Regions from separate parts of the Homo sapiens genome. Here regions 1 and 3 are each linked to region 2. Evidence: chromatin loops called from intact Hi-C (ENCODE). Cell type or tissue: dorsolateral prefrontal cortex. All regions are shown on one strand. Region 1 has its middle 68 kb from the start of MITF. Region 2 overlaps FRMD4B (FERM domain containing 4B). Region 3 has its middle 160 kb from the start of FRMD4B.

The links. Hi-C counts contacts between places; a loop is a spot of excess contacts. Peaks named below come from ENCODE experiments on the same cell type or tissue, not always from the same donor. Only the 100,000 strongest peaks of a DNase experiment are listed, where the experiment ranks them.
Region 1: it touches region 2 in a loop (3-fold over the local background); 40 of 110 quality-filtered maps call a loop at or near these places.
Region 3: it touches region 2 in a loop (2.8-fold over the local background); 4 of 110 quality-filtered maps call a loop at or near these places.

The regions. Positions count from the first base shown.
Region 1 is chr3:69,667,323-69,675,322 of GRCh38, reverse strand. No RefSeq gene overlaps it. Among named protein-coding and RNA genes, the nearest start is that of MITF, 68 kb to the left of the region's middle. In dorsolateral prefrontal cortex, CTCF peaks have their summits at 3,836 and 4,036 (motif pointing right); no DNase peak of the experiment used is centred here.
Region 2 is chr3:69,320,300-69,328,299 of GRCh38, reverse strand. All of the region lies in intron 1 of FRMD4B (FERM domain containing 4B), which reads left to right. Among named protein-coding and RNA genes, the nearest start is that of FRMD4B, 62 kb to the left of the region's middle. RefSeq lists an enhancer at 7,343-7,392. In dorsolateral prefrontal cortex, CTCF peaks have their summits at 3,540 and 3,739 (motif pointing left); no DNase peak of the experiment used is centred here; H3K4me3 peaks cover 799 bases; H3K27ac peaks cover 8,000 bases.
Region 3 is chr3:69,538,746-69,546,745 of GRCh38, reverse strand. It overlaps a transcript of FRMD4B not described here. Among named protein-coding and RNA genes, the nearest start is that of FRMD4B, 160 kb to the right of the region's middle. In dorsolateral prefrontal cortex, no CTCF peak of the experiment used is centred here; DNase peaks (open chromatin) are centred at 4,035 and 4,777; H3K4me3 peaks cover 4,567 bases; H3K27ac peaks cover 3,257 bases; H3K27me3 peaks cover 3,117 bases.

The DNA.
Region 1 (8,000 bases), 350 kb before region 2:
CTGTGTACTAATACCCTATACTAAATCTCCTCTATTAAAATACCTAGTGTGTTTTCTGTTTTCCTTCCTGATATATGATTTCACTCTGAGCCTAGCTCTATCCAAAAAGTAGAAGCACAGCTATTCTTTCTGTTAATGAAGGCAGGAGAAGGTATTGGGTTTGGCTTTGCTATTTAAGAGGGCAACTTCAAAAGACAGAATTGGTAGAAAATGGCAACACTTGTCTGGGGACAAAGCAGCAACCAAGACAAAGTCCCTGCCCCAGTAAAGCTCATTATATAGTGGGAGGACCCAGAAAATAATCAAAGACACAAATACGTCACATGGTTGGGCAGGGCGTATTAGTGTCCTGTGGCTGCTGTAATGAATGACCACAAACTGGGTGGATTACAGCAACAGAAATGTATTCTCTCACAGTTCTGCAGGCAAGAAGTCTGAATTAAGGAGTCATCAGGGCCATGCACCCTCCTTCCTTGCCTTTTCCAGCTTCTGGTGGCTCCAGCTGTTTCTTGGTTTCTGGCCACATAACGCCAATCTCTGCTTCACCTTCACATTGCTTTCTCCTCTTCTCTCTGTGTCTCTGGTAAGGATACTTGTCATGGGACTAAGGGTCCATCTCATTAATCCAAGATGATTTAATTTTGAGATCCTTAGCTTAATCTGCAAAAACTTTTTTTTTCCCAAAAGAAGATTACATCTACAAGTTCCAGGGATTAAGATGCAGACATATCTTTTGGGGGACCACATTCAACCTGCTATCCACAGTAGGGAAGTAGAGTGGTGGGGGCCGGCGTAAGGTGAGCAGTTTTATATAAGGCGGTCAGGTGAAGACTCCGTGAGCACAAGGAACAGCCATGGGGATATGGGAGGAGATTTTCAGACAGAGGGAGGAGCAAGCGCTGAGGGCCTGGTCTTCTTCCACTCTCCTGCTCTCCCACTGCATCTTAAATTCAACATCTGTTTCTGCCTCATGGCTTTTTGCACTTTCCTTTTGCTGTTTCCTCTGCGTGGAACTCTTTTGCATGCGTCTTACAAAAGTGGTCCCTTCTTAGCACCCAGATCACTGTTTAAAGGTGGTGCAGGCCTATAATCCCAGCTCCTTGGGAGGCTAAGGCAGGAGCATCACTTGAGGTCAGGAGTTCAAGGCTAGCCTGAGCAACATAATGAGATCCTGTCTCAAAAAACAAACAAACAAACAAAAAAACAGGAAAAGAAAAGATCTCCTCCTTCAGGAATCCATCTGTGGCCACTCTTTACGAAATATGCCCACCCCAATGTAGCAGAAACCTATCATGCCCTGCTTCCCACCCCCTAAGCCCACGTCTGACTTCAGCCGAAGCTGAAGTGGACCTTTTGTGCCCTCAACCTTGCTTTGTGCTTGCAGCATCCTGCCCCAAGCTTGCACCTCCTCCTCCTTCTTTCTGTGTCAGTGCTGTCTCCCTGACTGTGTGTGGACCTCTCATCCTGCTAGGAGTTAATGGCCCTGGGGTCTGGATGGGTTGATAAATGCCCCATGTTTCTCGAGGGGACAATCTGGCAAGTATTTGACATATTCCTTTCTCCTCTCTCAAGATTGTGAGTGCTGTGAGGGCAGGAACTCTCTTACTTCACATATCTAGTTGCCATCTGTTGAGTATTCCCACGTGCTTGGTTATTTCAGTGACTCTTTTAATAATGTGGAATTTAAAATCCACATTTCATAGATGAAGAATTGGAGTCTTCTCCAAAACCATATCTCAAGATCATCCCTAGTAAATGAAACTTAAAATCAGGTGTTTTGGATTTCCAAGTCAATGCCTTTTTCACTCCTTAATACTTGCTTTCCCTGAGTAATGAAACAGAATTTTCAACATTAGCCATCAAATAAAACTTGATAAATTTAGTAGGGGCTGGATTTCTCTTATGAAACCATTTTTCCTAAATAGAGAATGAGGGCCAGGCATGGTGGCTCATGACTGTAATCCCAGCACTTTGGGAGGCCAAGGCGGGCAGATCGCTTTTGAGCTCATGAGTTCAAGGCTATCCTGGGCAACATGGTGAAACCCTGTCTCTACAAAAAACACAAAAATTAGCTGGGTGTAGTGGTTCACACCTGTAGTCCCAGCTACTTGGGGGGCTGAGGCAGGAGGATTGCTTGAGCCCAGGAGGTGGAGGGTGCAGTGAGCTGAGATTGTGCCACTGCACTCTAGCCCGGGCAACAGAATGAGACCTTGTGTTAAAAAATAAAATAAATAAATAATAAAAAATAAAAAAATAGTGAATGGGAATGAATGTTTATCAAGCATCTACCTTAACATTATCTAATTTCCTCACTAAGTACATAATAGAAGATGTACTCTCTAAACCCTTATATTTACCTGAAAGCCTTTGATTTCACACAGAAGCATTTTCTTCTGCTTTTGATAATCGAAGATTGTTGGTAAAAATCTGAACTCATCGAAGGTCACACAGCTCAGTTCCCTTCAGGAAAATCAGGCCCAGTGAGGATAATACCAATAACATCATCAGACCAATTGAAGGAATTACACTGCAGTGGGTCACAAGGGTGCTGCTAGTCATTAAGTGATTCCCAATAAGTTCATTCACAGCAAGTCCAAATTACACTTACTGTGGCTCTTAAGTTTAGTAATAGTTTTGACCTCTGCTCTGATACCCTCATCTAAACTAATATTTACAGGTATCAGGCACACTGCCTGTGATTTTTTACCCACTTTAAATTATCCTCACAACAACCCCTGTGAATTCTATGCCATTAGTATCATCATTTAATAGCAGAATCACAGAAAGTCTGAACTTTTTGGGAGCATGGAGAGAAGTTATAGGCCACTTTAGAAATCTGATGAAAGCTTAGGGATGCCTTAGGAACAAAAATGTGTATAACCACATGATACAAACTCATACACAACCCATATACTTTCAAGGGGGTGTTCATGAACTTCCTAAGTCCACACATGAGGTTATATATGAACTTGAAGTTAAATCTTGAGTACAAAACTCAGGGTCACCACCATCAGTAGCTTGCATGGGGTCACCTAACTGATAAGGAGCTAGGTATGTTGGAACTCACATCTGTTTAAGTAGACTCCATCGAACACCCTATGGCATCCCAAGCGGTGACAGTCAATTGAAACCCACACACACTTAAATTAAAATAGAAAGCAAGCTCTTGTAAAGACTGCAGGATGCTAACTTTAAGGAAGATCATCACAGCTGTTAGTAAAACCCCATTAACCCTGGGGAAAGTGCATTTGCTTTCCAACTCAGGGAAGATCTGAAATCGGGAAAAGTCCAGTCCAGAATATTCACGCCAACCCGTTTGGCTGGGGCTTATCCCATAGAAGGGCAGCCAGCATGGCCATCAGGTACAATTCCCGGCTTTGCCTCCCCATCTGTGGACCCATCATCACAGGAACAGTCAACTCCCTTTGCTGTTGTGCTGTGACCCATCATCACAGGAACAGTCAGCTCCCTTCACAGTTCTCTGTGGCCTGAACACCAGCCAAGTCCTGTGCTGCTGCCGACCATGTCTGCAGTAGATGCAGACTAGGACACACTAAAGGCTATGGTCAGCATCAGGCTCTGGGTTAGTGCTGAGCAAAGGCAAGTCTCATATTTTAGACTTGTCAGTTCTTATTAGCTCCACATGGAGTGAAGGGAGAGTGCTGTGATGGGCACTTGACCAAGCAAATTAAGCTAATTTAGCCCTAATCTAGTAAACTGCAGAGAGGGTAGAGCTCCAGGCTCTTTAATTTGCTGCTTTATTCCCATGCAGACGATTAAACGATAACGATGATCTTTTTTAATGAGGATTTTTTAAAAATCTGGAATTGGAATTTTTTCAGCACAATAGAGAAACCGTTCATTCAGTTGTTCTAATACCTTGAAATTTTACTTATAATACATTAATTTTCAAACATAATTTGAATCTGAATCCCAGATTTTACATGAATTTGAATAACAGAGGAATTTGGAACACCTAAATTATATTTTTGACAAGAAATGAGTCCAGGGTTGCATTTTGGGAATATACCAGCAGATGGCAATGTCTGACAAAGAGTTTTGCTAGTTTCTACCTTCCTTCCCCTCATCCATCTTCCCAAAAGTTGTTTTCAAAAGCCATAGCAAATATATGCAAAAATATAGGCACTCTTCACTTCTTATAAGTGCACACTGCAGCTGACACTAATTGTTTCAGTCCTTTGGAAAAGCAAAATTAAATGATTATTTTGAATTGCTTTTCTAAAAATCCCAGTGGGTTTATTTCAATAAATCAATCATAATTATAGATTAAGGTAATAGAAATGAATTTGCATCACTAAAAATCATTAAAAAAAATGACCGGGTGTGGTGGCTCACACTTGTAATCTAAGCACTTCGGTAGGCCAAAGCAGGCAGATTGCTTAAGGCCAATAGTTCGAGACCAGTGGGCACCATAGGGAGACCCTATCTCTTAAAAAAAAAAAATTATGGATGGAACGGTGGTGATTCATCACTTCTTTTTGCCTCATGAATTTCCAATATCATTAGATTTTGCTTTTATTCATGTGTGCCAGGCACTAAATTACAATCTATTTGCCTGGTATCTTCCTTTCCTGATAACCGAGTACTGATCAACGAAAAAAATATTCAAGTGGTTAGAAGAAGAAATTTAGAGTTTACCAGTTCTGGCTAGAACCCCAGTTTTACTTATCCTGAATATAAAACTATTCCTACTTATTTTTCATACCACCTTCTGTTTATATGTCTGTCTATTTTAAATTATGTCTCATGAACTGTGCTTTTATACATAATATATACATATATTTACATATATATTACAAAATAACACTATTTTATTTAACAAATATCTCAGGTCCTGTGCTAGGAATTGAGGATCCAGTGGAAAGGAAGCCAAGTCCTTGCCTCTATGAAGCTTGCATTCTGGCAAGGACAGGCACACAAGAAACATATATACAAATAGTACAAGTTTCAGAAGTGATCATTGTTATAAAGAAAATAAAGAAGGGTAATGAATTGCACAGGCAAATGGAGGTGGTCTGGCTGAGCCTTTTAGAGTTGTTGACTTCTGAGGTGAATCCTGAATGATAATGCGAAAGAGAAATGGCCAGATGTGGTGTAATCCCAGCACTTTGGGAGGTGAAGGCAGGCAGATTGCTTGAGCCTAGGAGTTCGAGACCAGCCTGGGCAACAGGGCAAAACCCAGACTCTACCAAAAATTAGCTGGACATGGTGGCGCATGCCTGTGGTCCCAGCTACTTGGGAGGATCACTTGACCCAGGGAGGTCAAGGGTACAGTGAGCCATGATCTAGCAATTGCACTCCAGCCTGGACGACAGAGCAAGAACTTGTTTCAAAAAAAAAAAAAAAGAATGAGAAATTGGTGATATGATCTGGGAGAAGAACATTCTAGGCTGAGGAACAGCAAATGCAAAGGCACCAAGGCAGGAAGGAACTGGGGATAATTAGGCAAGTTAAGGGGTTCTCTGTGGCCCACCCTATTGAGTGGGTGACAGTGACAGGAGATGGGGTTAGAGAGAGGGGCAGAGGCCAGATCATGTAGGGCCTAGAGGCCAAAATTGAGGAATCTGAACCAACTACAAGTGCATGGGGAGACATTGAAGATTTAAAGCAGAGGACAGAGGAGTGACAGTGTTCAAATTACTCTTTTACAAGATTTCTTCATGGAGTATGATTATTCCCATTTTATAGTTAAAGAAACTGAGATTTACAATAATTAAACAATTTGCCAGAGATCACTCAGCTTGGAAGGGGTGAACTAACATAGGCCAAAAGCTTCATTCATGTGTGCAACAACCATTTAGTAAAAGCCTACTTTGAGATCCACACTAGTAGCTATGAAGAATACACAGAGATGTTATCCTTACCTTTTAGTTTTAAAATCTAGTCAAAGAGATACGATAGATTCAGAAAGAGGGCACGTTTAAAAAAAAACAAAACTAGAATGTATCTGTTGATACAAATGACTAAAGAAATAACTGGATTAACTGGAATGCAACCATTAGCTCTGCCAAAGAAAACAATGTCCCATTCAGGATTTTAGAAAATGTACAGTGACAGACACGCCTCACAGTGACTCCCAATGCTCCATACCTTATATAATTTCCTCTCCTTTAGCAAATCCAGGATGTGTGACTTGTTTCTAACCAATAAATATGGCAACAGTAATGAGATGTCAACTTTGTGATAATGTTTTATTACATAAGAATCTGTCCTAGTAAAATGGGGAGAGCTTGTCCTTTGAAGAAGGACACTGCCATAATTTTTACAGCTGAGTAATAATGAGTACTGCCAACAACCTTCACAGCTTGGAAGCCATTTCTTTCCCACTTGAGCCTCTGATGACACCTCAGCCCCAGCCAACCCCTCCATTGCTTAACTCCAAACCAGTTAAGCCATGCTCAGATTATGACACACAGAAACTGAGATAATAAAGCATGGTGGGTTTTTTTGTTTGTGGGCACTGGAGTGCCGTGGTGCAATCTCCACTCACTGCAACCTCCGCCCCCTGGGTTCAAGCAATTCTCCTACCTCAGCCTCCCAGGTAGCTGGGATTACAGGCATCTGCTACCACACCCAGCTAATTTTTGTATTTTTATTAGAGATGGGGGTTTCCATGTTGGCCAGGATGGTCTCAAACTCCTGACCTCATGATCAGCCCATCTCGGCCTCCCAAAGTGCTGGGATTACAGGCATGAACCACTGCCCCCAGACAAAGCATGTTGTTTTAAGTGGCTAAATTGGTAATTTGTTATACAGCATAGAAAACTAACGCATGTAACAATTTTCAGAAAACGCCTTGGGGCTCTTGCAGTTTCACCTCACCCTCATCTGTACCTCTTGCTACTTGACTATGAACCCATGTTGCACAATCCTCAGGTAGGAAGGCCCAGAGGCCACAAGACAAATAGAAAATTCATTATATTCTGAAGAAGAAACCATTGGGAAAGATATTCCAGAAACAATTATAGAAACAAGTGAACCAAAAACTTTTTTGCCTGAGTCTGAGATTACCAGGAATTTGAATAACATGAGCCCTCCATTAACAAAGCATTGTACTACTGAAATTGTTGTTCAAAGTATCAAGTAGTGTTCCCCAAAGTATATTGGGTAGAACACAAGTCCCTAGTGTGCTGAGAAAAGAAAAGATGGGACAACTTCATAATATGCCCTTTGCTGGAAGTTGTCAATGCAGACTTGCATGTTAAAGGCCTGCACAAAATATACCCCATTATAACCCGTTTAATCAAGAATTTCCGAAATGTAACCTGGAAGCCCCTCTTCGTTTTTCAGTTATTGCCTGTATTGACAGGCAGAACCAGTGTTCCTTAGAACATATCTTGGGAAATGCTAGTGAAAGGCACAGATGAGAAGTTAAGGTCACTGGAGTGAGAGGAGTTTCATAATCTTTAGTTAGAAAGTAAACATCTCCATGAACTGGTTAAAATAAATAATTTAAAATGTACTGAAATTATTCTTTATTACTTCATCAAACGGTTAAAGAATTGAACATTAGGTTACTCAGTGTTATGATAATAAGTTGGTTCCAAGTAAGGTAGATTCAACTCTACAGAGAATGACTTCTAGGATTATTTTTGAAACACTTACATAGGATTAACTTTGTGCCAAGCATTATTCTAGGTACTTTACAAACATTAAAACCTCTAAGGTGCATACTATTATTTGCCCCATCTTACAGATTTAAAAAAACAAAATAAAAATACAACAAACAACTGAGGTACATATGTAATTTTTCCATCGTTATGTAGCTGGAAAGTGGCAGAACTAGGATTTAAACCTGTGCAGTGCAGGCATAAAATCCAGTCCTACAACTCCTTTATGAGGCATCCCCTGCTGGGCTGCTGTCTACTACAGAATCATTAAGATGATGCTGTATCAGTAGAAGTGCCAACTTCCAGTAAATGAGAAAAACTAAAGTAAAAAAAAATCAGAATGAAACCTTGTACTATTCTATATTTATT
Region 2 (8,000 bases):
ATGCAGATTCAATAACCACAAGAGCAAAGGTCATAGTAAATGTAGTAAAACAATTGGAAAGTGAAGAGTTTTATTACCTTTGCTTTTAATGCGATTTATTTCATTGTAAGTTCATATTAGTTGTACCTAACAACCAGCTTGAAAATGGGACAGTGGGCTTTCGTGAGTGGCCAAGAGCCAGCTCTCCACCACCATTCTGTCTCTCAAAAGATCTTTCCTCCCAGTTATGTTCCCTGGTGCTTGCCAATAAATCTTTTTTTTCTTAACTCCTTTTTCATATTTCTATGTTCTCCTGACCTGTGGCTTCCAGTTTTGTTGTTTTGTTTTAATCGTTGAATCCCACATTGGCTTCAAAAAGAGTCTGAATCCCATTTAAAAACACAGCCTGCATTAGGTGACAAGGAAGCTTCATGACTAAATAATATAAGCCTGTAAGTTGAGAGGAAATATTTCTTCTGTGACAGTGAAACAAGTCCTGGATGTTAAGATTAAGAATTTTTCTATATGTCCCAAATGAGTTTGACTTTTCTGTTTTTACAATTTGGTGATGCTTTTCTAAAACCCTTACCCAAATATGATGTTTCTACCAACAAATCAGAGATAGGCTAGGACTCTGGACCTAATACAATCCGTTTGTTTTAATTATAAACTCCCTAAGGAGGACTTATTTCAGCCTCTACCTATACATGAGTCACAAAAAATAAAGAGACTTGGAAAAGCATAAATCAGAGACATTCTAACAGGGTTGACGAAAAATTGAAACATGAAAACCCTGAGAGTAAGCATGTACTCCATAATTAATGTAAAGTTGATTCTGATTTTCTAATTAATTTTTGCTAATTCTTAGGTTCTCAGGACGATGTATGTGATTTGTTTGCTTTGTGAGTGGCTTCCATTGAGCCCAGGATTTCCAAATGTATTATACCGTGAATAGGCAATACCTAGAATATCTTTAAATTACAAGTACTGCAGTTTATTTTCAATATCTCTTCACACAAGTTACACTTGAGACTTTTAAGTCTTTGAAAGACGCAGTACTTTTTTACTCCTTCCTACAGGTTGTTTTTCACGGGAAAAGAGAAAACTGACAGTTGGCAAAGCAAAAAGTTTCCAAACCACAGGGTGTCTGCTGCTTGCATACTCACTGAAGCCAAAATTTCCATTTTCTACAAGGCAACTGGAGAACTTTCATTTCTGGTTAACCTGAACTGCAGATGAAAATGAAAATCCCCCCACCCCCAACCCACAGGCTGTGCTCTCAGCTTTTCTTAGTTCCATTTTTGTGACTTTTCCTGTTTACAGTATCTGTGCCCTCCCATTTTTTTGTTTTTTTATTTTTGACTCATTGATACTGTACCATGACGTCTAAAAATACAGCCTAACAACTGGTTTTAAGCAACGAGGCTGTTTCTTTCTGGAGAGGAACAGCAGAAATATCCTGCATGTTTTTCTGAAAATAAACATTTGACAGTCTCTTCTTGGTGCCTAACATGAGTTTCTAATTGGAAAAGCACAGTCAGAATATAAAGAGAATCTTGCTTTTCACTGAAGTTTCTTCCATGTAGATATATACCCTGATTTTTCCCTCTCATGTTGTTTGTTGAGCACCTTTTTGAGCTTGGCCTAGCCCCTTATAAACTGTGGGACCTCAGACAAGTCATTCTCAACTTCGTGGAATCTCAGATTATGGAAACTATCTGCTTCACAGGTAGGTTTGAGAGCTCAATGGGGAAAATGTATGTAAAAGCAGATGGCATAGGCAAAGCCATGAACACATATTAACTTGCATTTTATGGAGATGAGAACAAAGGAATGATCTGGTCACAATCAGATAAGGTGTTAGAGTTTACCACCTTCCTTCCCCAGATTTGGACATATGGACAGCTAAAAATGGTGGTTGTAAGTTAGTCTGTTGATTATCACTAGAAAAAATCAGATTGAATGAATCCCCAGCTATTAGGTTTTTGGGTCTCTCCAGGGTTTAACTGGCGGGTTGATTGTCAACTTAAACATGACAGCTTAGTGTCTTAATAATGTAGAAGAGGCTGGGCATGGTGGCTTATGCCTATAATCCCAGCACTATGGGAGGCCGAGGCGGGAGGATCACTTGAGCCCAGGAGTTCAAGACTAGCCTAGGCAACATAGTGAGACCTTATCTCTACAAAAAAAAAAAAAAAAAATTGATTAGCCAGGCATGATGGTGTGCACCTGTAGTTCCATTTACTTGGGAGGCTGTGGTGGGAGGATTGCGTGAGCCCAGGAGGCTGAAGCTACAGTGAGCTATGGTCCACTCCAGCCTGGGTGATAGAGAGAGAGACCTTGTCTCAAATAATAATAATCTAGGAAAACTTTTTTCTTGAGAGAAGTACGCACTTAAGCAAATTAAAATAACCATTTCTGGAGAACAGGATAGTACTCAATAGCTTAGACATTATTTCCACTAATAATAGTACTCACGGCACTAGGGTAAGGATAAACTGGTAATACATGTCAAGCACTTAGCACAGACTCTAACACCTAACCTATACTCAATAAATGGTGTATTACTGATGATACAATTATCATCTGTGCTTTAAGGTAGAGTTTATAATCAGTTCAACCTGCCTTAATACAAGAGGCAAACCCAAATGAGACTGATTTTTTATCCTTTCCATTTCATAGGGGCAGAAACTGAGATTTAGAGAGATACCATGATATTCTCTTAGGTAAATAGCAGGGCTGGGACACAAACTCAAACCTCGTGACTCTAAATCCTGTGTGCTTCTCATTGACACTAGGCTGGTGTCTCCTGATGGCCTTCAGCTCCAGGCTTAATAAGTTGCTTTGCTTCTTTATTTTTCTTTCTTCCTTTAAAACCTGGCTTTTCTTTTCACCAGACTTATCAGATCAGGCTAGAATCTGATAAGGGATTGTCATTTATGAGAATGCCCTCCCCAGGGAATGTCTGCCCGAAGCTGGCTGGAATTGCCTGCCAGGTTGGCATTAGAGCTGCAGCAATGGCCGTCCATTGACTGGCCAGCCTTTCTTGTTTACTTTCTCCCAACCTCTGTAAGGCAGAAAGGAGCATGCAGTTAAATGTTTAGAAAACACCATCAGCCCTCCAGTCTCTACTGGGAGCCACTTGACCAAGAGCAGTGGTCCAATATAAGTTCTCTCCATCAATTAATTTCTTTTCTTTCTTTCTTTCTTTCTTTCTTTCTTTCTTTCTTTCTTTTTTTTTTTTTAGACAGTATCTCACTGTTGCCCAGGCTGGAGTACAGTGGCACAGTTATGGCTCACTGCAACTCGAAACACCTGGGCTCAAGTGATCTTCCTGCCTCAGCCTCTCAAGTACATAGGACTACAGGTACACGCCTGGCTAATTTTTTGTAGAGACAGGGTCTTACCCTGTTGCTCAGGCTGATCTCAGACTCCTGGGCTCAAGCAATCCCCCCCCGCCTCAGCCTTCCAAAACATTAGGGTTACAGGAGGGAACCACCACATCCGGCCTTCTCCATCAATTTCCTCATTTCTCGTGCTTCCTGGGTAAAGAGAAGTGAGTTTTGCACATGCTTAGAACTCAATTCCATTGCCAGTTTATCTACTTCAGAGCCCTTATTATCTGAAAATATCATATTTGTTTAATTGTTACTAGTTTCTTTTTTTCTCCTCACCTCTAAAGCAGTTGTTCTCAAAAGAGGTGATTTTGCGTCCCAGGGGACATTTGGCAAGGTCTGGAGACATATGGGGGAGGATCTACTGACATCTAGTGGGTAGAGGTCAGGGATGCTGTTTAGCACCCTATAGTGCCCAGGACTATGCTCCGCAATAATGAGTTATCTGGCTGCAAATACCAATGAAGTTGAGAACTGTAGGACAAGCTCCAGAGATAATGCCCTTTCAGTCTTATTGGCTGGTATATAATAGTGCCAAGAACAGTGCTTGCACTTAGAGAGTGCTCAGCACATATTGGTTAAGTGAATGAATGAACACATAATCCAGAGCTTTTCCACACTGAATTAATTACATGTGTGCTAGGCTACATCTTAAGCCCAGAGTAATATGGAGTCAGGTCCAGGAGGCCACATAACTGACAAATATCATCCTGTACCCTGAGTGTTCACATATGCATGACACAGCCATGGAAGCATCCCAACAGGTGGAGATTAATTCCATCCTGACTGCCCAAGGAAGATCAATAGCAAACATAGACACCATTTTTAGCAGCTGCCCATATTTCATCAGTGTGGGGCCAGGAAGTAGCCAAGGGATGGTGATTGTAAAACCTTTCTCTTCTTCTGGCCTTGCTTCGAGACAGTGGCCTGAACCAGCCAACTCTGGTTTGGTGAGTCTGGATCAAGCTTTTCAGAGCAGTGTTAGGCTTCGCAATCAAGGTGATACATTAAGTGCCTAAACTACATGTGATTTAATATATAGGATGTATGAGATAGGAAATACTTTGTACTGAAGTAATATAGCCCTTAAGAGCATGGATTCTGGAGTCAGAACACCTAGGTTTACATCCTACTCTGCCTCTTCCTGGCCCTATGACCTTGTAAGGTGGGTCAGCCATGTACCTTTTCTGAGCCTCAATTTTCTCATCCATAAAATGAAGCTAGTAATGGAATCCACCTTACAGAGTTCTTATGAAAATTCATTTAAAACGCATATATATATATATATATATATATATATATATATATATATATATACACAGAGAGAGAGAGAGAGAGTTGGGTTTTTGTTTTGTTTTTTTGAGACAGAGTCTCGCTGTGTCGCCCAGGCTGGAGTGCAGTGGTGCGACCTCAGCTCACTGCAACCTCCACCCACTGGGTTCAAGCAATTCTGCCTCAGCCTCCCAAGTAGCTGGGATTACAGCATGCGCTACCATGCCGAGCTAATTTTTTTGTATTTTTAGTAGAGAGGGGGTTTCACCATATTGGCCAGGCTGGTCTCAAATTCCTGACCTCAGGTGATCTGCCCACCTCAGCCTCCCAAAGTGCTGGGATTACAGGCATGAGCCACCACGCCCGGCCATAAAAGGCCCTTTGTATATAAATGAAAGGATTTGGGATAGTTATCAGGCACACAGTCAGCAGCTGTTATCTTTGTTAGCATTTCTCTTAAGGCATGTTACTCAATTACTCAATTTCAGCTTTGGCAAACTGAATTCTCCTCTTCTTTGTCATTCCTCCCCTCTTCCCTCATTTCATTTTCCTTTCCTCCTTTGCTTCTTTTACACTGCCTGCTTTTCTCCCTCCCTCATTGTCTTTTTCCTTCTCCACTTCCAGTGAACCTGCAAGAGATGTACAGGAGTCCTACTTTGGTACGACTGATGGAACCTGAGATTCTACCCAACTTTATCACTGTATGACCAGGCACCACTTAACCTCTGTGCACTTCAGTTTGGTCATCTATGAAATCTAAACAGAAATCTCATGCCCATAACCCCATCACTTCAAGAGGCCAACGTGGGAAAAAATTGCTTGAGTCCAGGAGTTCGAGACCAGCCTGGGCGATACAGCAAGACCCCATCTCTACAAAAAAATAGAAAAAGTTAGCCAGGTGTGGTGGCACATGCCTGTGGTCCCAGCTATTCAGGAGGCTGAGGTGGGAGGACTGCTTGAGCCCAGCAGGTCGAGGCTGCAGTGAGTCATGTTCATGCCACTGTACTCCAGCCTGGGCAACAGAGCAAGACCCTGTCTCAAAAAAAAAAAAAAAAAAAAGAGAGAGAGAAAAATCTAAACAATGACTCTCCCTGGTAGGGTTGTTAGCAACATGAAAGAAGTCACTACACATGTGAAGCACTCCATACTCGTGTGACATGTAGTAAGTGTTTGCTAGAAGCTAGGAGAATCATTTATTGACACTTAAAAAAGAAGTCTCCAGTGATTGCACATTGGGAGGGTAGGCACTGTCTTGAAAGAACTTGAGGGAAAATCACAGCTGACTCCATTTGGAGACATCTGTGTCAGTCTAGGCCATTCTCTGAACGGGAGTGTCAATAGCTCATATTCAGTCAACACCCAGAGATGATATAAAGGGGCCCTGTTCAGCTAGGGTTGACATCATTAGGGTGAAATATAAAACTCCATCCACTCAATAGATCCCAAAGTAAGAACGTCCTAGATACATCCTTCTCCCGCTCTCCAGTTCCTCCAGAATATCTCATCTGATGAGGAGTTTAATAACACACCTTGTTCTCTGGGTGGAAAGAGTGTTTTTTATGTGTGAGTTTTTCTGGGCCAGGGCTTGGGAGTTGCCTGGAAAATCCTCGCTTTGGATTGTGCTCTGTCTGTTTAAATCATTTGTGAGCCAGACGCAATGGCTCACAGCTGTAATCCCAGCACTTTGGGAAGCCAAGGCAGGAGGACTACTTGAGCCTGGGGGTTGAAGACAAGCCTGGGCAACATAGTGAGATCTCCATCTGTACAAAAAATTAGCCAGGTGTGGTGGCACTTGCCTATAGTCCCAGCTATTCGGGAGGCTGACGTGGAAGAATCACTCAAGTTGGGGAAGTCAAGACTGCAGTGAGTCATGGTTGTGCCACTGTACTCCAGCCTGGGTGACAGAGTGAGACCCTGTGTAGAAAAAAAAAAAATCATTTGTGAATGTATTTCAGTGTTAGCTGTGTCTGGGTTCTGAACAGTTAAGACATTTCTTAACTCAGCAGATATTTATATACCACGGTCTCACCGTGTGCCAGGCACTGTTCTAGGCCCTGCGGAGACAGTGGTGAACAAAGCAATAAAGCTCTTAGACAGTTTTGGACCACTGTAGGGCTCAATTGGAATTATGGAACCTGCCTAGATAGCTGGGTTTTCACCCTTCCAGATGGCAGATTTCACTCTAGAAGGTGACCGCACAGAAAATCCTGAGGAGGCATTTTTATGAAGCAGGCCCTTTCTCACTAGGCTTTCGAAAAGGTCAAAAGGAATAAGGGAGAGAGAGAGAAGAAAAATTTTTAAAAAGGCTTGCTGCTTCCTTACCAATTTCATATGTTTCTGTTCCAAAGAACAACTAAAGCAAAGCCGAAGTAGGCTACGATTTTGGTCTTTTTTTGTAGCTATTTCCTGTTGCCTTGTAAGACGACCCCGTTGTTATGAGTGGTTCCATACTGCCCTGTCTTGAATTGCCTTTTGGTTTCTTACCAACCCACTCTCCTCTCTCATCTCCTAAACCAGGCAGTGGGATTGGGGGCCAGGGTGGGGGAGTGTGTTCTCATAAAGACTTGAACCCCACTATGGGCTGCCGCATCAGGGCCCTCTTTGAAACCAGAGGTCTGGCTTATAGCCAATTCTTACTTCCCTTCTGATCTTCCTCATTTAACCACTGACCAGATGGACAAAGTCTTTCCACCAGTAATCAGCACTTGCACTCTGAGGACTGACTCTTACCAGCTGGGGAGCAAACAGGCCAGCTGGAGACCGAGGTGGGAGTTTTAATCCAACACATGTAATTTTTGCCTTCGAATTCCTGGGGTTCCATGAGGGGAGAAGGTAGCGGGAAGGGGATCAAGTCAGAGTAGATGTGAAGAGAAGCTTTCCAAAGAGATCGTTTTTTAAATATGTTTTTTATTTCATCTGAAGCATTGCTGCTATTAGCTGCCACTAGGTAGGGGTCAATTCTGAAACTATTCTGATGGTCTCTGGGGGTTCAGAAATGATCCTATATTTGTAAATATAATCATTGTGCTCCACATACAGCTCTTTTCAAATATAACTCCTGTTTTTTTGTTTTTTGGTTTTTGCTTTTAGAGACAGGGTCTTGCTGTATTGCCCAGGCTGGTCTTGAACTGCTGCTGGGCTCCAGCGATCCTCCTGCCTCAGCTTCCCGAGTAGCTGGGACTACAGGCACACACCACAATGCCCGGCTAATTTCTTAATTTTTTGTAGAGATGGTTTCTCACTATGTCGCCCAGGTGGGTCTCAAACTCCTGGGCTCAAACAATGCTCCTGCCTCAGCCTCCCAAGGTGTTGAGATTACAAGAGTGAGCCAACACACCTGGCCCAGGTCAGGTT
Region 3 (8,000 bases), 220 kb before region 2:
TCCCGCTGGGTCAAAGAGACCTGGGATCAAATTGTAGCTACTGACTTGCTAGTTATAGGACCATGAGCAAGTCATTTCACCTGTCTGGGTTAATTTTCTCATGTGTAGAATGGAGTGAAAAAGGGTGATTACTTCACAGGGTCACTAATAAAATGAGACCACATGTGCAAAACACTTAATGAACATGAGCACGGGTTCTTGTTACAAATTAATGAACGTCTGCCCACTCACAAGCCTTTAGCTATAAAATATGCAAGCGGTATATATGCTCTTATCCCATATTTGAATAACCAGCAGGAAATCTTTGAAAGGCAGAAACACTCTGAAGAAAATGATAGTGCTGTAGGAATGATATGACCTCCTTTTAACCTTGGTTTTAAAATTGTACATAAAAGAAAAATAAAAATCAAAGATAACTAATTGGCTTGGGTGAATAAATTATGGCATATCAATATAATAGATGACTTGTATGTTTTGTGTTTGCATGTACATTTTTAAAAGTCTGGACTATGTATGTCAAAGATGCTTATTCAGAGTAGTGAACTTGCAAATAATTTTTCATTTCTACTTTATGTATTTCTTATATTGTCAAAAACTTCTCGGCTGGGTGCAGTGGCTCATGCCTGTAATCCCAGCACTTTAGGAGGACAAGGTGGGAGGATCACCTGAGATCAGGAGTTCGAGACCAGTCTGGCCAACATGGTGAAACCCTGTCTGTACTAAAAATGCAAAAATTAGCTGGGCAAGGTGGCACACCCCTGTAATCCCAGCTGCTGGGGAGGCTGAGGTGAGAGAATTGCTTGAACCTGGAAGGTAGAGGCTGCAGTGAGCTGAGATGGCGCCACTGCACTCCAGCCTGGGTGACAGAGTGAGACCCCATCTTAAAAAACAAAAAAAAAAAAACAACTTCTCCAATAAGCATATATCTATACTTAGTACAGATATATAAATAAATAAATATAAAAATAACTTTAAATTTAGAAAATAAAATATTTATGATACATGTTCTTATTAATTCAATAGCTGAATCTCATGTCACACTCCTTCATACTGTATAAGACTGAGGGCTTGAAATGGGGGTCTGGGGAATTTCTAACACCCTCTTGCATCAAAACTATTTTATTATATATACAGCAGTGTGTGGGCCCTGATTTTTCACCTGGAAATTATATATTTCAAGACAGAATTGTTTCCTCTTCATCCTCCTTGCTGTCACTTTGTCCATGTATATTTGTCTCATCACAACAACTAAATTATGAGCTTCTGAATGACAAACCTCATTTCCTTTATCTTGTTTGTTGCAGTTTTTTGTGTGTTTGTTTGTTTGTTTTGGCATAGTACCTATCCTAGAGTTAGGTATTTACTAGTCACACAAAAAGTAAAGGATGTGTTGTTTTCCCTCTGGATGTGGTTCCTGCAGCCAAGTCTATAATACAGAATCCAAATACGTAGTCCATGAGTAGGTTTCAGGTAGTTCCTACGGACATCCTATGGACATTTCGGTGATTCCAATCCCTACTGTATAATGATTTCACCTACAAAGCTTTAAGAAAATCCTGATGCCCAAACTCCACCCCCAGAGATTCTAATATAATTGTTTCCAGTATTGAAAACAAACAAACAAATAAAGAAAAAACATCCCCAGAACTCTAATATGCAGCCAGGTTGATAATTCTATATTAGGATAAAATAAAGGAAAAAAAGTTTTTGCAGGTTCAATTGTGTTGTGGTTTTAATTTTGCTGTTTTCCATAAATATTCCATAAATATTTATTCTATAAATATTTATTCTATAAATATTTATTCTATAAATATTTATTTTTCAGAAGATGGAATTTGGAAAGAAATCAGCCTCTGTCCTTTAATAATAATAGCTAGTATTTATTAAGCATTTATCATGCATGAGGCACTATTCCAAATGCTTTCCACATATTAACTAATTTAATCCTTACAATACCCCTGTAAGTAATGCATTATTATTAACCCTGTTTAACAGAAAAAGAAAATGAAGCCTAGAAAGGCTGAGTATTTTGAAAAGCTGGGCTTCAAACCCACATAGAACAAACCTGGAGCCCCCATTTTTAAGCCAAAGCCCCTTTGCTCCAAGAAAATCCAGTAAATATCCCACATCTTCAAGGAAATTCTTCTGGACTACTCTCACCAATAAAGATAAACCTTTCTGACATCTCTTACATTGCATTTTCATGTAATAGTCTGTATCCAGTTTTTTCCCCAAACATAATAAATGCCACACACTTCTTAGATGCCCAGCCTTAAGCTGGGCATTTTACCTGCATTGTTCCATTTTGCCCTACACTCTGTAGTGTTTTCTAATGACTATGCTACATGTATTTATTTTCTCTCTGGAGAAATTGTGGCATTTGTGAGCACTGGGCAAACCATTATTCATTGCATCACTCCCCTACCTGGGGTCCTTATGCTCCAATACCTGTTGAATAGATTGTATTGTGCAACGGGTAGCGAGTTACCAGACCTGCATTTATAGATAGGCACTGCCACTTTCTAGTTTCATACTATCAGGCAGGTCAACTAACCTCTCAGAGCCTCAGGTTCCTCCTTAGTAAAACAGGGCTCCCTTAACTCAACTGACACTGAATAGCCATTGCTATGTGCCTGATGCTGAACAAGGCGAACATAGACCCTGGCCACAGGGGGCTTTCAGTCCACTCCCATTCTCCCAGGAGAACGCAATAAGATGATGCCAAGAGAAGTGCTTATTTAGCTCAAGTCTTGGGGACAGGGTGGGGAGGCCGGGCGTGTAATTACCACTCAATAAATGTTAGCTATTCATTCAATATATTCTATTTAATTAAAAGCAAACAATCCATTCAACATCAGAAGCAAATGTAATTAAACCTCATTCTGCACACATACAATATTCCGCAACATGCTATCTTGAACCTTTACTACTTCAGATCTTGCTTGCTACTTGCTCCCTCATGTCAGTAGCAGCTACACCAGGGCCTGTGAAATCAAGATGCCCCGTGCCCCCATTCTTTTTCTAGGCTGGTGACCTGTCAAAAAGGAAGGGAGGAAGGGGGAGAAAGACGGGTAGGGGAAGTTGGAGGAGAAGGAGGAAGAAAGGCCAAAACCACGGTCACAGAAACTGTGGAGTCTTTAAAATATTGATATTGGATAAATCAATTTAATTTTCAACAAAAATCCAAAGCTATGTGATTGTGTAGTTGTGAGACAATTATTTTTAAAAATGGATTTGCTTTTTAAAATAAATTAATTCATAGTGTGTAGAGAAAAATTAATTCACGGTGTATGGAGAAGTGAAGTCTGGTCACGGGACATACATTTAAGGCTGTTTGGGAAATATTTTCTCCCAGCCCTGTCGGATCACCTTTGGTTCTCTCCTTGTCAGCTCATTTGAAGAGAATATAAAAACTCTCAATAGGAAGTCGTTCATGAAGAATCCTCCTTTCCTCTCCTTCCTCTCCCATTTGCTGTGTTACACTCAGCACCAGATCAAGTTGGAATCTCTGCCCTGTCACTCATCAGCTATTTTGAGCTAACCTCTCTGAGCCTCCCGAGTTTCATGTAAAGAACGCATAATAAAACAAAAATTGTTCTTAGGGATAAATGCCTGATATGGGATAGACTCGCCTTTTTTTTTTTTTCTTTCTGTCTTCAAGTGCAATGGTTTCAGATTTGCAGGGATCTCAGGAGTCATTTCGCCAGCCCCTCTTGGGTGGCTGGGTGCATTCTGCGCCTCCCTCTGCCACCGGTGCCTCATACCCTTTATTCTAACAGCACTCAGGTCCTGGGATGCCTGAAGCCGGTGAGGCAGAATCAAGTTCCGCCCAGAGCTTGGAGGAGTCGGAGGGAGCGATGGAGAGGCGCGGGCTGGTGACCCCCTCTTTCCCCTCCTCCTGGCAGGCACCGCTCCGCGCCTCCTGGCACCGGCGCCCTTTCTCTGCCGGGGAAGGCTAGCCCAGCCCGCAGCCCCGTGCGGCGGGGGCCGAGGGCGCCCCCTCCCTTCCTCCCTCTCCCCCTCCCCTTCCTTCCCTCCCGATACAATGACTGGGCCGGAACAGCGCATCAGCCGAGCCTCATTGGCAGCGGCCGCCCCAGCCCCCGGAGAGGCGGCGGGCGGGGGCTGCTGGGGAGAGAGGGAGCCGAAAGCCCCGGCTGACAGCGAGAGGAGGCAGGCAGGACGGAAGGACGCGAGAAAGGCGGCCCGGGGCACAGCTGTAAGTGTGGAGCAAAGCGAGGACGCACGGCGAGCGGCGGTGGCGGGGGCGACCTGCAGACCCGGGCCGGGGGATGCGGCAGGCGCTGGCTGCCCAGAGAGCCCGGGAGTCGGGCTGCGTAGCTCACGTGCTGAGCTGGAGCTTGGACAGAGAGGAAGAGGAAGAAGAGGAAGGCAGCCGCCGCCGGGGAAGGCACAGCGCAGAGTGGACTTGCAGGACTGGCGCAGAGCCGGGTCCCCAGGTCCCGCGCGGTGCGCAGCCGAGACAATAAAGTAGCCGTCTACAGCCCCGGAGCGCCGCAGGGAGGAGGTGGCGGAGCAGGTAGGTGGGCGACCGCCCCGGGCTCCCCAAGCGTGCTGCCAGGGCGAGGCCGCAAGACGCGGCCACGGGCGCGCCCGGTGCGCCCCGGGCGCAGCGCGCACGTTTGGAGACCCCCAGCGGAGGTGCGGGTCCCAGGAGTTTGGGAGAGCGGAAAACCCCGCCCTGGGGCTCGAGGTCTAGTGCAGCCTCCGCTGGAGTCCCTGGGGCACTTGGCACGGCGCTTTGGTCGCTTTGGTGGTATGGAGACAGGAAGTTTGGCGGTTTCGAGGCGTTGGCGTTGGTGGGGTTTGCAAACGCGCCGCCGGGGACCGCGTGCTTCGGTTGCCGCGCGTTCGTGGGAGGTCGGGAGAAAAGCTGATGAAGCCCAGATCTGGCCCCCAGAGATACTTCTAAAAGGCAGCGAAAAGAGGGGGGGGAAATCCCTGGAGTTAGCAGAGGACACTAAGGGTTTCGTTTGGCTGCCCTTTTCAAATAGGTGTTTCAGATCCTAGCCGCTCCTATGTTGGAGAGGCAGTGTGCATGTGAATAGCTTCTTATTTTGTGGAGTATTTCACTTTTCATTTTCATCTGGGGAGGAAAAAATAAATATAATCTTTAGCTCCTACTTTGAGAAATGCCATTTCGTTTGGAATAGAGGACAAACTCTTCCCTTGCATTGGATGTCCTGTGCTTTGAAGGATACTGAACAGTGCCTGCTCTTGTTCACAAAAGGGGTGAGACGTGTATTAAATCTTCTCCCGCCTGAGAAAGCAGCCGCAGGAGGAGGTCTCTCTCTCTCTCTCGCTCTCCTTTGTGTGGCCGCTTCCTTCCAGATGTGAGAGGGTTGGGCTGGGCGCTCCTGGGTGGGGTAATAATTATCCTGAACATTCCTGCGATCTGTTAGGACTTGTAAACATACCAGAGCCAAGTCCTCTGAACTTCGCGAACTGATTTGGTGTGTTTGCTGGTACCCAGACGGCTGCGACTAGAGGCTGGGCCTTTCGGGAAGAAAGACCTTAGGGTGCTGATGGCAGCAGTCTTTCCGGGAAGCTGGTTGATCCTTGAAGATTAGGTAATGTCGCCCCAGAAATTTACTAGCCAACTCGAAAGATGTGTACAAGATTATAGCGCGATCCCCGACGTGCTGTTTCCCGTCCTAAAGGGAATGGATCTGTGGGGTTTCCAAATCAAATGTCTAGAGGGGAAGAAAAGCAGCTTCGCCTTACTTAACCTCATCAAGACGCACTTTCATATGTCATACACATGCTGTGAAGAGTGGTGGTTTAGAGAGCTTACTGTGTGCCAGGCATCCTGGTAGGCACTTTTGGGGCATCATCCATAATCCATGAAGTGGTAAACCTAGCCCTTGAGAGAGGTTAAGTAACTTACCGGAAGTCCCACCAGTAATCTGTGGTTTATGTAAGATCTAATTTCAGATGCCAGGCTCTTAACAAGACAGTGCCTCCGAAAGGGATGTGCTGCAGTGGTGGTGGTAATGAGTATGAAGAAAATAATAACAATAACAATAACTGCCGTGTGTGTGTGTGTGTGTGTGTGTGTGTGTGTATATATATATATATATATATATATTTTTTTTTTTTTTTTTTTTTTTTAGAGACAGAGTCTCACTCTGTCGCCCAGGCTAGAATGCAGTGGCCGATCTCGGCTCACTGCAACCTCTGCCTCCCGAGTTCAAGCGAGTCTCCTGCCTCAGCCTCCCGAGTAGCTGGGATTACAGGCGCATGCCACCACGCCTGGCTAATTTTTTGTATTTTTAATAGAGACGGGGCTTCACAGCGTTAGCCAGGCTGGTCGCCATCTCCTGGCCTTGTGATCCGCCCGCCTCGGCCTCCCAAAGTGCTGGGATTACAGGGGTGAGCCGCGGCACCCGGCCTATATATTTTTAATAAATTTAAAAAGATGATATTTAAGAGAGATTGACACTCAGTAAGCACTCTGTATATATTTTTGTCTCTAAATTAAGTGTCACAAGACAGGTGGTGGATGTATTGGTGTTTCTACAATTCTTCCTTTTTTTTTCCTTCGAACTCTGTCACCCAGAGTGGAGTGCAGTGGCGCGATCGCGGCTCACCGCAACCTCTGCCTCCCAGGCCCATGCGATTCTCTTCCCTCAACCTCCCTTGTAGCTGGGATTACAGGCATGTGCCACCAAGCCCGGCTAATTTTTGTATTTTTAGTAGAGACCGGGTTTCACCATGTTGGTCGGGCTGGTCTTGAATTCCTGACTTCAAACCATCCACCACTCGCCTCAGCCTCCCAAAGTGCTGGGATTACAGGCGTGAGCCACAGGGCCCGGCCAATTCTTCCTTTTTGTAATCTGAAAATGTTGTAATAAAAAGTAACACGCACACACACACACACACACTGTTTGAACACACCTTTTTTGAACAGTGCTTACATTTCCTAAAAGGTTGAGAAAAATTTAGGCAACTCCAAGGACTTACTGAATGGTAGAAGTTTAATCACTTCTTTGTGACATCTGCAAGTAATATTAATCAACCATTTTATTTGCTTAAATTCAGAAATGCAGGTGTAATGCATTTAAACAATATGGTGCTGGAACATGAAAAAATTACCTAAATACCGTATTTTGAGGTTTAGTTTTCATTATCCATGGGAAAGTTCTCAGAAGATTTTTCCCCTGCAAGTGATCATGGTGATCACGATCCTGTTTTCCTGTATTAAACTTCACTTTGTTTTGAAATTAATAAATTTCTATCTTAGTGGCAGAAAAGTGAATGGGCTTTTCAAACAGGCAGATGGTTGCATTTGAGCCTAATCTAGAAAAGTGTGGGAGGAGTTAACTTCACAGCCACTCCCAAGTGTCAAATCAGCTGAAGTTTTCTCAGTAATGTTTATTGTCGCTGGCCTCTAGTTTCAGCAAGCCTGAGAATCCTAGTTCTCCGTTTGATTCCACAGATTTAATCAAGACTCTGCATGCTTTGAGCAGACAAAAAGAAAGTTTTGGCTAACTTACAATACAAATAGGGTACATGGAAAACAGTTAAAAACACCCTGCCTTATCCAGCCTGCAGTAATTTTCTAGCAGGAAATCTTCATAGTTATCTTACACACATAAGTGAAGGTTTGAGGCTTATACTGCAAGTGATCTCTCGCTCTATCTCTCCCTTTAAATCTGCCCCAGAGATCTGATCTTATCATGAATGCACTATTTTTATATGTTCGGGAGTGCTGAGGCTCACTGAAATGACTGTCATCAGCCTATAGATAAGTAATGTACTCAGCTCATCAGCAGGTCTTACATGTATCTTCCTTTACTTACATATCTCTCCCTTTTTCAATGTAGTTGTTATTTGTTTTAGATGGAAGACTTTTGGAGGATAATTCATTTATTTCTAAGTCAGTAAGATTTTTTTTTCTCCTCTTCTGCCAAATATGTGCCGTGGGCAGTCAGAGAGAAGTGGTAAGATAACAATTTTCTGTTGCTAGATGCTTGATA